2 separate regions of the Homo sapiens genome follow, and region 1 is linked to region 2. Evidence: chromatin contacts called from ENCODE Hi-C or POLR2A ChIA-PET data. All regions are on one chromosome and are shown on one strand. The core of a region is the stretch at or near the end of the contact, and the rest is flanking DNA. Distances in the headings are between cores, read along the strand shown.

Region 1 (6,453 bases), core at 1,918-4,417, 80 kb before region 2:
CTTAAGGAGAATGGCTGCTTGGAGACAGCACAAGTTGAGTGGCTATATGAATAATCTGTTTCAAATGCACACTCTGCAGGGAGTGGGGGCAGAACCAGTCACAATTTATGGATCATCAAAGGATAATTTTATTATCAACGTTTTAATAAGGAAAGGTATGGCTTATCCAGAACCCAAATTGGGGGATCAGTAGTAATCCATAGATGGGAAAATGAAAATCCAACTAGCAGCCCCCGACCCCATCCCTGTTGGCATCCACCACCAATGCTGAGAACTGAGCTATAGAGACAGAAGGGAAGGGCTGCAGGTGGACATTGAGGCTGGACCCACTGGTGGTGAGGAGCAGGGTTGGAGGGAATTCGGTTCAGAGAGGAAGGAAAGTCTACGGCAGGGAGAAGAGTGTAGCCAGGTGGGCTCAGGAATTCCAGCAACCTGTTTCCATTCCCTGTTTAAACTTAGTATATCCCTGGGCCTGAATCATATAGCTCCTAGGAGACAGTGTTTTTCTTTTCTTACATGCCTGCCTGCCAGTTCACCCAGTAGAAAATCAACTTCTTTTTCATCAGAGTTAATTTTGAGATTGACTTTATAGAAATATATACTTAAGAGCAAGGGCTGTGGAGCTGGATCTCCCTGGGTTCACATCTTGGCTTTACTGCTTACCAGCCTTGTGGCCTTGGGCTGGTTATTTAACCTCTCCATTCCTCAGTTTGTTTGTTTGTCAAATAGGATAATAGCAATACCTATCTTATAGGATTGTTGTGTGGATTAAGTGAAGTGCTTGGTACAGTGGCACAGAAGATAGATAGAGATAGATAGATACACATGTACATACATAGATATACACACATGTATGTGTGTATATGTGTGTGTGTGTGTGTGTATATATATATATATATATGTATATGAATGTGGAATTTTCCACTTGATATAAACCAAATTTAACAATTCTTTGCACTGGTTGTTGGAGACATTGTAAGCCTTTGTATCTTCAATAGCCCAGATGTGCTTAAAGCAATGAACACATAAGGACATTATTGAAAGGCACGGGCAGGATCTAAAATTCTCAGGATGAAGTTGCATGCTAGCATTCTCTGAATTTCTATTTTCTGAATGTAAAGAATAAAACATCTGCAAACAACAGCTGGACAAATATTGAAAGATATAATTCCAACTTCTTGCCATGTTGGCAAAAGCAGTTGAGAGAGAGGGAAATGCTTCGCCTTGTATCAGTACCTTTTTATAGCTGGAAGAAAAGAACATCGACGAGTCATTTTGTCAAGGTTTCAGGAGAGCAGACCAAAGAAAACATCGTCTGGAGCCTCCTGGAAGCAATCAGATAGTGTACAGCCATTTACTAAGAAGGCCTATCTTATCAGGGCAGATTGATGGATTGTGCTTTGTTTATCTGGAGAAGCTTAGCTGAGTTCCAAACATCAATTTGCATCCTTGCTCTACATTTTAGTAATTCAGTTTCATGCAAAGTGCTGGCCCGCAATAAGGGTCTGCTTAGACAAGGGAAAGAACAGGAAAGGTGGCCTGAAAAGGGAGCAAGAAACCTGAGCTTCTGTTAAAAAGTGCCCCTGGGGTTGGTGGGAGGCACTGGATGGATTAATCAGCTTGCCACAGGACTAGCAGAGCACACACCATTTGTCCAGCTTATTTAGCTGTGCTTAATAGAGCTATTCTCTCCCTTTAATGAGAGAATGGCTCTATTGGGATGCAGGTGAGACCGGGACAGAGCAGGCAAAGAGGAAACAGTTGAAGAAATAACTACTGAGGACACAAAAAGAAAATGAGACACAGAAGCAATAGAAAGCCCTGGGTCAAGTGTCAGGACAACGGCCAACCCTGTGGCTTTCAGACTTTGCTGCAGGCATCCCAGATTTCTGTTCCTGGTGTTTTCCTACCTATAAAATGAACGGGTTGGAGATAAGCGTCAGGTCCTTTCCAGCTCTAACCTCCTTTGTTAGTAAATGGCTCTGCAATCCTGGCCATGACTCCAACATAGTAGAAGATGGAAAAGTTGTGCTTATCATTAGGCCAGTTTCACCCCTTCTTGGCAGACCCCCCACACCCTTGGCTATCTGCTCCTCAGTGCATGAGGCTGCAGGACATTCCTGCCTTCACCTGTTGTGTTCTATATAAGACTGGGCTGATGTCCACTTGAAAAGGATTTCACTCCTGGCCTGGAATCTGGCCCTTTTGGAGCTCTATGGAGATACTTCTGATTTTTTTTGCTGCTTTGGTAGGAAGCAATAACATCTGGAAAGCATTCTCGTCTTCTATGAGACTCTGTTAAAACTAGAAAACAAACAAGCAGGCGTGTATCATCAAGTTAGGCGGGAGTCTCTCCTGGCTATGTGCTTGATCCACGGCTTTGGTCTAGGACATGTCTGTCTCCTGCTCTTGCTTATGCTCCCTTTGAGTCATTTCTTCTGACTGCCCATTAAGATGCTCCAGCGGGCTCCAGGCACAGTGGCTTATGCCAGCCTGGAGAGCCCAGCACTTCGAGAGGCCGAGGCGGTTGGATCATCTGAGGTCAGGAGTTCGAGACCAGCCTGGTGAACATGGTGAAACCCCATCTCTACAAATAATACAGAAATTAGCAGGGCATGCTAATTGGTGATGTGGGCCTGTAATCTCAGCTACTTGGGAGGATGAGGTGGGAGAATCGCTTGAACCTGGGAGGCAGAGGTTGCAGTGAAGCGAGATCCAGCCTGGGCAAGAAGAGCAAAATTCTGTGTCAAAAAAAGAAAGGAAGAAAAAGAAAAAAAGAAAGAGAGAAACAGAGAAAGAGAGAAAGAGAAAGGGAAAGGAAAAGAAATGAGAAAAGAGAACTGGGTGCCTTTTGGGGACTGGGAATTGGTGGTGGGAGTGAGAGCCTGGGAACCACATAATTCTATTACTTCTGAGGAGATCAACCAATGTGTAGACTTTCTTGCCCTATAACCAGAAGCACAGGATGCTGTGACATGAAATTAGTCACGTTTTCTAGCAGCTAGGTGGTTTGTAGGGGCAGCAACCATGGTTTGAAACCACTCACTTCTTTCTATAAAACTAAATCGGACCTAATGAAATGCTAATTTGACCCAGGGAACTCAGGAGGCCAAGAGAACTGAAGCTGTTATCTGGCTTGGCTCTGTGTTCTGATTTGAAGCCAGCCCCCATGGAACAGAGCCAGTCCCCAATTATGCCGGATTCCCAGCAGCTCATATAATTTATTATGCTAAGAAATAGAGCCTCCTGCTTCTGGCTAGTTGGTTTCTGTTGTTTGGTTACTAGAGTTGCGTAGGATAGAGTATTTATGGTAATAAAATATCGGATAATCATCCAGGGCTCGGTTGTGAAGGGATATTCAATATCTTTTCTTCCTGACTGTAATATTAGACAATCAATTATGATGTCATATTAGACAGAATGCTGAAGAATTCTAAAGCCATATTCACCTTCTCCATCCTTTCCCCCTTCACTCTGTTTGGAAGAGTCATAGGATTTGGGGGCAGGGGTTAAGGAGAATTCTTACCAGGACTGCTTGCTGCATGGTTTTTGTGTATGACTCAATACCCAGTCCAGGTAGCTTTATGAAAAATGATAGATTTTGGAAACCTGCTTGCTCTATGAGTGTAAAGAGCCCAAGGGTCTCCTTCAAGTGCATTTGGTTTAGAGATGTCTATATGTTATCTGAAAGTTGTCTGTATGGCTTGTCTTTATACCAGGAAGCTCCGTTTTCTTTATCCTGTGGCATAAAAAAATGAACCTACCAAGAGTCATCTTTCCCTCCGCCTTTTGTCTCAAATTCTGCTTTCACGCCTCTGCTATGCACTAATGTTCCTAGCCAGAAAAGACTGCAGCTTTCAAGAGGGGTTTCCTTCATTCTCTAGGCTGCTTTACGCCTCAGGGGAAACCCAGGAGCCCAGGGGCCTGTGGCGACTTTAGACAGCATTTCCCAAGGGCTTCGTTATAAACTTAGTTGATTTGGAAACCTAGCAGATCACTTCTAGATGTTTAGGTTTAAATAGGAATGAGATAGAATTCTTGGGATTTATGTAAGAGGACCCCAACTACGCTGATGGAAGGACTGGCAGTACTAAGTATGACTTCTAGGTGATTTCAGTTGCTGTTGTGAGCCAGCTTTAAGCCATGAGGATACTTCCAGTGGCAATTAATGTATGGCCTGCCATTATGAAGCCATTATACTGAAACAGAAGCCAAAATCTGTACAAACACATATTTTATAGTCTCTTTAAAATGGCATCTAGCTTTTGGATTAATATTTGAAAGTTAAACAGTCTACCTTATTTTCTTCTTCCACCCAGTTACTATCAACAGTAGCTTAAGCTGGAACTGTAGGACTCACATGTCAAGTATAGACAAGACTGCTCTGTCATCCCTAATAATGTATTGGTTCTTCTCTGCCAAAACGAGATACATTTACTTATGTCCAGCTATTTCTTGCAACAATATCAACCTGACAAGTTCCATTATTCTATTAATACACACACATATTTTTATGGGCTCTCAATGGATGTATCCACACATACACAAAAATGTAAATACACACCACACACACACACACACACACAAACACACCCCTTAGTAGATTTTTTTTTTTTTTTTTTTTTTTTTGAGACAGAGTCTCGCTTTGTCGCCCAGACTGGAGTGCAGTGGCGCGATCTCGGCTCACTGCAAGCTCTGCCTCCTGGGTTCACGCCATTCTCCTGCCTCAGCCTCCTGAGTAGCTGGGACCACAGGCGCCCACCACCACACCCAGCTAATTTGTTTGTATTTTTTTTAGTAGAGACGGGGTTTCACTGTGTTAGCCAGGATGGTCTCGATCTCCTGACCTTGTGATCCACCTGCCTCTGCCTCCCAAAGTGCTGGAACTACAGGTGTGAGCCACCGCGCCTGGCCACCCCTTAGTAGATTTTTAGACAGGCTGAATTCAATAGTATATAAGAGGCCCCTGTTATCTCATTCTCATTACATGTGTCATTGGGAATTTTGTTTGTTTGCAGGGTGTGTGTGTGTGTGTGTGTGTGTGTGTAAGTTCAAAGTACTGTCATATGTACTGTCATTTAAAAACACACAGCATGACCTTGTGTTTGGTACTTTATGTACATTACCTTTCTAAACAATTTCGATATCCCTTTGAGATGAGTAGGATCAATATATTCACTTACAGATGAGGAATACAGACTCTGAGATTCATCTGAGAACTCACTTAGTTTACTAACTGTCAGAGCTGGAATTTGAACTCAGATCTCCCTGACTCCAGATCCTGAGTTCTTAATCACAACTGTCTCCTCCCTATTTAATTCTTGTGACAATCCAATCGCATTTGTTCGGTTTTTACAGACAAGAAAACTGAGACCAAGGTGAAATTACTTGTCTGGAGCCCCCCATGTTATGATGTTTTTGGCTGTGGTTAAATTCAGTCTTTTATATCTGAGATGTTCTGACCAGCAATTCAAATGCCTTATTTTAATGTAGAGAGTAGAACTGGGCCACCTGACCACAAACTAGATTATTCGGGAAAGTTGCTTTATCTTAAACCATAAAGGGAAGACATTGCTCCCCTCAGAAATAGTAACCGAAATAATTTCTTTGGGAAGCGTTGTTACTAGAGGTTAATTAAGAATAATAATGCACAACAGGTATTAAATGCTTATTATCTGCTTTACATATGTTGGTTCATTTCATCTTTTCAAAGCCCCATGAGGATGGTTCTGTTTTTCCCTGTTTTACAGATGAGACACTGAGAGGTTAAATAACTTGGCCAAGATTACAAAGCTAATAGGTGGCAGAGCTGAGATTCAAACTCAGGTAGTCTGGGCTGGTGTCCTTGGTCTTAACCACCCTGCAATGTGACCACATTCGTTTCCTATTCACTTTCACTGATTTTGTAGGTTTGGTGGTGAAGAGACCCTTTATTTTCCCTCCAGTAGTTTGCTGATAATGAGAGCAAGCCATCTGTATTAGTCTGTTATTATAATGCTGTAAAGAAATGCCTGAGACTGGGTAATTTATAAAGGGAAGAGGTTTAATTGACTCACAGTTCTGCATGGCTGGGGAAGCCTTGGGAAACTTACAATCATGGTGGAAGGGAAAGCAGCACAGACCTTCTTCACGTGGCAGCAGGAAAGAGAAGGGTGAATGAGCAAAGCAGGAGGAGCCCCTTATAAAACCACCAGATCTCTGAGAACTCACTCACTATCATGAGAACAGCATGGGGGAAACTGCCCCCATGACCCAGTCACCTCCCACCAGGTCCCGTGCTTGACATGTGGGGATTATGGGAATTACAATTCGTGATGAGATTTGGGTGGGGACACAGAGCCAAACTATCTCACCATCCCAGGCAAGTGGCACTGCTTCCATTCTTATGCTCCTGGTCTCAGTATCTGGATTTCCCACAGGTATAGCCAAATGAAAGAGACCTTAGCATTCAGT
Region 2 (6,405 bases), core at 2,132-4,631:
CCCTGATGGGGGAAAAACATTAGAGAAAAGTTTCTCAAAGCATGGTCTTTGGGGGTTACCTGTTTGAAATGTAGACTCTTGAGCCCAATCCCAGATCTCTTGTATTAGAATCTCCCCAGAGTGTGAAAATCCCTGTGTAGGTCAAAATGAGGGAAATTGTCAGAACTAAACCTGGGGAGGAGCTGCCATGGGGTAGGGCAGCATTAGAGGGACACACTTACCTTGCTTTCGTACATTGTTTATTCATTCATTCATCCATCACTCAACAAATATTTATCAAGCAGCTGCTGCAGGCAAGGCACTGTTCCCAGGCACATAGGTACAACAGGGAACAAACAGATAGAAATTCTTGTCCTTATGGAGCTGATGATCCAGATACTGTCCCTCCAACAGCATCTTGGAGAAACAGATCCTAAGCCAGTTAGCAAGAGCCTTCGAAGACTGTCACTGGGTGGAGCAGAGCTGGAGCAAGCCAGAAAGGGACTGAGCAAGGAAATAAGTTGTTTAGCACCACCACATGCCAGGCACTGTATATGCATATACATGTATGTGCATGTACTTAGAAATGTATGTATAGGGGTGACTCACGCCTGTAATCCCAGCACTTTGGGAGGCCGAGATGGATGGATCATTTGAGGTCAGGAGTTGGAGACCAGCCTGGCTAACATGGCGAAGCCCCGCCTCTACTAAAAATACAAAAATTAGCCAGGCGTGGTGGCATGCTCCTGTAATCCCAGCTATTCAGGAGGCTGAGGCTGGAGAATCGCTTGAACCCAGGAGGCGGAGGTTGCAACGAACCAAGATCACGCCACTGCACTCCAGCCTGGGCGACATAGAGAGACTCTGTCTCAAAAAAAAAAAAAAAAAAAAAAAAAAAGAAAAGGAAAGGAAAAGAAATGTATGTATACCTGTGTACAGAGACAGATGTATGTATTTGAGCAATGATCTGTGTCAGGCACTGTGTTTAGCACTTCCCATGCATCCTTTCATTGAATTCTCATAACTAGGCAAAGTAACAGTGTTTTTGCCTCATTTTACAGATGAAGGGACTGAGGCAGGGTGATTAAATCTGAAGCTCAAGGTCACACAGCTAGCAAGGGTTGGGCTGAGACTTATACATTTGAATCTGTTGGCTCTGGATGCCCACCGTGCCAGCCTTGGGTTGAGTCATAGCTGCTCTTCCGTGGGAGCCCCTCCCTGCAGCTGCCCTAGGGTCTAACCAGCAGTACTGTCTCCACAGGAAAGATGAGTCCAAGGAGCCCATCGTGGAGGTTCGAACGGAGGAGGAGAGGACCCCAAACCATGATGGAGGGAAACACACAGAGCCCAACGAGACCACGCCACTGACGGAGCCCGAGTACGTGGGCTGGGAGGGGCTGGCACCTGCTCCGTAGAGACCCCCACACCCACCTCCCCACCCTACCCCCACCTCCCGTGCCCCTACCCACAGCTCCCGGCCAAACAGTTCAGGCCAGGATTCCAAACCCTTGGCCACAAGACCTGCTTGGCTGAGAAATGCCTGACCTCAGGCATTTCTGGTTCTATTTCGGTGGCTGTGGGTACCCTTAGAAGGCTCCTGTATAAGTAGGGATCCCTGGATCCCTAGCCCCTGTTCTCAAGTTATACACATATTCTGGAAATGGCTTAAGGTGGCAAAATCTCACTGAAAGGCTTAGCAGAGTCTGCTTAGGATTTCTTGAAATTCTAGGGTTTTGTGTTTTCCCCCTGAAAGGATAAGGGAAGCTGGGGACCTGGTAAAGTTCTCTGCCCCTCCTCTGTTCAGAAACCTCGGGGACCCACGGAGCCCCAGACCAGTTGTGGTTGTAATGCCTGCCTAGCTGTCAAGGATCTTATGGGCTTAAAGGGAATGGAGTTTCAGGGAACCACAAAATCTGTGACTGGAAGAACCCACAGCTCCTATGAGCCATTCTGAGTACTCGTGATCTGCCTTATTCGTGACTTTTCCCATCGGTGCCCTGGGGAGCCCTGCAGGACAGCTGGGCCCAGTTCCTCTGGGACCTGGGAAGCCTAGAGCAGGTGGATGCTGAACAGAAGCCTGCCCCTCCTTGAATGGAGATCCAGGGCAGGGATCAGGAAGCCCTAGGCAGGTCTGCAAGGACTTCAGGGAAAGGGAGCTCTATGCAGAGAGCTGGAGAGACATCAGCAGGGAAGGGCTAGCAGGTCCCTTTTGAGACCGCCACGTTCTCTGTCGTCTCCTGTGTCCTCTTCTGCCCACCTGGGCGTGTGCTTCCTCTCAGCATCCTTCTCTCTCTGTGGGCCTGTGTCCGTGCCTGTGCCTAACTGCATGCCCCCACCCCCATGGTCCCTGTCCTGGGCTTCAGCCCTCCTCCTCGCTTCTCTGTCACGTCTCAGCTTCATTGTCTATTCTCTTCTACTTCCTGTCCTCCCACAGGCTGCCTGCCGACACTACGGCCACTGTCGAGGACATGCTGCCTTCTGTCACCACCGTCACCACTAACTCTGACACTATCACCGAAACCTTTGCCACTGCTCAGAACAGCCCCACCAGTGAGACCACCACCCTGACCTCCAGTATTGCCCCGCCGGCCACGGCCACGCCTGACTCAAACTCTGTACCGGCTGGCCAGGCCACCCCTTCCAAGGGGCCCAGCGCCTCTGCCCCCTCCCCGGCCCCAGCTTCAGCCCCCAAGGTCGCCCCCCTCGTTGACCTGAGCGACACCCCGACCTCAACCCCTGCCGCTAGCAATTTGTCTTCTAGTGTCCTGGCTAACCAAGGGGCTGTCCTCAGCCCAAGCGCCCCTGCTGGTGTCGGGGAGGCCTCTAAGGCTCCTCCGGCCAGCAAGCCCACCCCTGCACCAGTCCCCACCCCGACTGGGGCAGCCAGTCCTCTAGCAGCAGCGGCTGCCCCTGCCACAGAAGCCCCTCAGGCCAAGCAGGAGGCTCCCAGCACCAAAGGCCCGGACCCGGAGCCCACCCAGCCCGGAGCCGCGAAGAGCCCGGCCGAGGCAGCCACAGCCCTTGCTAGCCCGAAGAGCGAGGCTGCCTCCGTCAGCACCACAAACCCTTCCCAGGGCGAGGACTTTAAAATGGACGAAGGGAACTTCAAGACCCCAGATATTGACCTTGCAAAGGATGTTTTTGCAGCCCTGGGCTCTCCTGCTCCCGCCGCTGGGGCCAGTGGACAAGCCCCTGAGCTTGCTCCTTCCACTGCAGACAGCTCTGTTTCGCCTGCGCCAGCAAAGACCGAGTACGGCCTCTCTTTGTCTGCTGTCATCGGGTTGTGTCCTGTGGTGGTGTGCATTTGTGCTGTGCTGTGTCCTCCTTGTTAGATGTGTCTTCAGCCTCATCCAGGGCTTCTCTGAGGCGACCGTCAACCAAGGGGCTGGGATAAGGCAGAGAGAGCAGGACAGGCAGCTGGGCCCCAGGAGCAGCCGCCTGCTGGCTAATTAGGCCATGTTAATTATGTTTTATCCTTATCATCCTAGCAGCGGCTTCTGTTTTCCCTGGGGGAGCCCTTGCAGTCAGGCCACTGATGAGAATAGCTTGGGAAGCAGGCTAAGAAGGCCAAGGTGCCCTTATCAGCCACCCTGGGGCCCCCAGTCGGTGTGTTATTCAGTGCCAGGCTGAGTCCCTACCAGAAAGGCACTGATGTGCAGGAAGAAAAGAGGTAGGCCCCAGGCCCGTGGCAGGGGAGGGTGCAGTTCAGAGGTCCCCTCACACTGTGGCTCAGATGCTCACCCTCCCCTCCCAACCCCGGCCCCCAGCCCACTCTTGCTTCTCCTGCTCTTAGAGTGGCTGGGAAGACTCGGGGCTCCCCAGCATCAAATGGCTGCTGGGTCTCAAAGTTCAAGAGAAAGGCCTTAACCTTTCAGGTTTGTAAGTGTCTTGCCAAAATTCAGTGGCACCAGCTGAGGCTGGGGTCTGTGCCTGTCCCCATGCATCCTCAGACCCGACTCCCTTTCCTGGAACTGATGGAGGCAGAGTCAGACCTAGATTTTTATAGAGGCTCCTATGGCTGCTCCCCAGATAAGCTGCCATGCTGCCACCATGGGCTGCAAGGGGCTCTCGCCAGGAGCCCTGAATCTCAGCATCGGGAGGGAAAAGGACTCTGATAGCCCTGCCCACTCAGCTGCCCTCAACTCTCGCATAGCCACCAGGCCCACTCTAGTACCCCACCAGGCTGCCATGAAAAGCTGCCTCCATCAGTGTTTTCTCACCCTACCCAGGCAGGCCCTAGAGGCATCATCCTGCAACAGCACAGGGTGGGGTGGGGAAGGGACAGGCAAGAGTGGGTTGCAAAGGGGCCCCTGAAATCAGTGCTGGGAGCCCAGCCCAGCCCAGCAGGCTGCATTTACATCCAGCTGAGCTGTTGCCACTGCAGCTGGTCAGGGTGAGGAGGAGCTGCCTCTGCTGCCCCCTTCCACCACCCCAGGTAAAAACACAGCCTCTGGCATCAACTTAGGGCTGGAAGAGGAAAGGACTCGTTCTTCTGACTCAGTGCTTCTCAACTATGGCTGCACATTAGAGTCACTTGGGTGCTTTTAAAAGTCACTGTGTCCGGACCAATTAAATCAGGATTTCCGCGAACACAGCTCGGGCTTGGGTGATTTTTAGTGCTCCCAGGTGATTTGACGGGCAGAGGTTGGAGCCGGGTGCTGTCACTGGAGAACCCCTCCTCCTCCCTGCTGTCCCCAAGGCCTGGATGCAGGGGCGAGATGTCTGCAGACCGTGGTCTCAGTGGTTCTGTTTTCCTGATTCTCTGCAGGAAGGGCCCCGTAGAAGCAAAGCCAGAGTGCCAGGAGACAGAAACGAAGCCAGCGCCAGCCGAAGTCAAGACGGTCCCCAATGACGCCACACAGACAAAGGAGAACGAGAGCAAAGCATGATGGGTGAAGAGAACCGAGCAAAGATCAAAATAAAAAGTGACACAGCAGCTTCACCAGAGCATTTCCAACACCACAGACACACACACGCACGCACACACACAAACACACATGCACACACACACATCTCATTTCTCTAGTGTCTTTTGCCTTTAAAAAAAACTAAACAGATAAAACATGGGAATCTCCTTTTTGTAGGTTTATAGAAAGGGTCCCTTTGTTGCACACTCACTTGTAAGAAAATGAGACAAAAAGGTTAAACCCACAGCCAAACTAGGACACTCCGTTCCCTGAAACCGTTAAAAAATCAAACAAAAGGACCCCAAATTAAGAATCTAGGAAGCTCAGAAACGAAATCTAGGTTCAGGAAGACCACACTTGGTGTTACCCGATTGGCACAGACCAGTTTCAGAGAAATACTTTCAGGCACTAAGACTAATCGAATGAACAAAGTCCACAGTTTATTTTTATACTTTCAGTCAAGTTTGAACTCTGTAAAACCTCATAAATAAGTTATAATTTCTGTTCACTTTGTATTTGTTCAGTATGCAAAGTGTGTCACCCTTTCTAGCTGAATTCAATTCCCACGTAGACTCTTATTTTATAGGACGAATGCCAAATTGCAGCTTCTGGGGGTAGATCTCAATTTGCAGTATTCAGACTTCTTTTTCTTTCTTTTACATTCTTTTTTCTTTCTTTCTTTCTGCCAACTTTGTTTTCCAGTGTTTACAAGGTGACAAATGTTTGACTTTGGTTGTGTTTAAATGTCCGTGTAAAATAGCTGCCTTTTATTTTTTAAGGTAACAAATACCACCTAGAGGTAGGTAGGATCATCCCACGCTTGCTTTAGCACAGGACAACTTTACAAAACATGATTGTTTACAGCTGCTCTTCCCCTCTTTTCTGATCTGCAGTTTTTGCCTGGGTCCCACTCAGGTGAAAATCCATCTCATTCTGGAATGGTTTTGCTTTTGAATTTTTGGTTATTTTTGTGTTTCTTTGGGGGTTAGACCACTTTCTGATTAGCCGCCACCTGCCTGCATCTGTGAAAAGGGATCTGCTCCCAGGCGTTCTCACCCTTCTTTTGAAGGACTCCTTAGGCTTTGTTGAATGAAGCAGAGAAGATTGTATAGTTGGGGCTGGTCTTGGTGAACACACATTATTACCCCACACATCCCCTTTGTGTAGAAAGCCAAATAAAATCTATACATACCATTTCCTTTTGAGCCCAGAATCTAGATTTGAGCGGAAGAGCATGTGTGCTTCAGGGAATTAGTGTCTTTTTTTGGAAATCTGTTGAAGTAAAGTAACATCGGCCTTCTGTTCACTTAGGCAGCATTTATAGAAACAAAAGAAGAAAGAAACAACCTACTGTCTGGAGTCATAACACAACTTTCCTGGATTGGAAACCAAGTGGGGGAAAAAATACAGAAACTTTAAGGGGGATGGGAGGGGGGGGAGAAGGGAAAAGCCAGCCCTTTGTATAGAAATTTTGCTTTTTTTTCCCTCATTCTACTTTAGAACTGCAAGCTTGTGCACT

The links. A loop is a pair of places that touch in the nucleus more often than their neighbours do. ChIA-PET counts read pairs that join two places held with the same protein, here RNA polymerase II (POLR2A). Pooled maps may share reads with other maps.
Region 1: a pooled map shows a loop between it and region 2 (2.3-fold over the local background). The contact joins the enhancer-like site here to the promoter of NCAM1-AS1 in region 2. A Hi-C loop is called at or near these places in 1 of 168 maps with a recorded cell type or tissue (PC-9) and 6 of 50 pooled maps. POLR2A ChIA-PET finds 5 or more read pairs at or near these places in 1 of 52 experiments (PC-9).

What each region holds. Positions count from the first base shown.
Region 1 is chr11:113,190,892-113,197,344 of GRCh38, forward strand. All of the region lies in intron 1 of NCAM1 (neural cell adhesion molecule 1), which reads left to right. Among named protein-coding and RNA genes, the nearest start is that of NCAM1-AS1, 80 kb to the right of the region's middle. Within about 2 kb of position 3,168, at least 8 of the 41 ENCODE cell types and tissues checked have a DNase peak (open chromatin) inside an H3K27ac peak, as active enhancers do.
Region 2 is chr11:113,270,520-113,276,924 of GRCh38, forward strand. NCAM1-AS1 (NCAM1 antisense RNA 1) reads right to left here and starts at 3,382. Exons shown (of 3, transcript NR_034101.1): 1 at 3,105-3,382; 2 at 1-2. NCAM1 (neural cell adhesion molecule 1) reads left to right here. Exons shown (of 20, transcript NM_181351.5): 19 at 1,241-1,357; 20 at 4,748-6,405. The coding sequence ends at 4,868.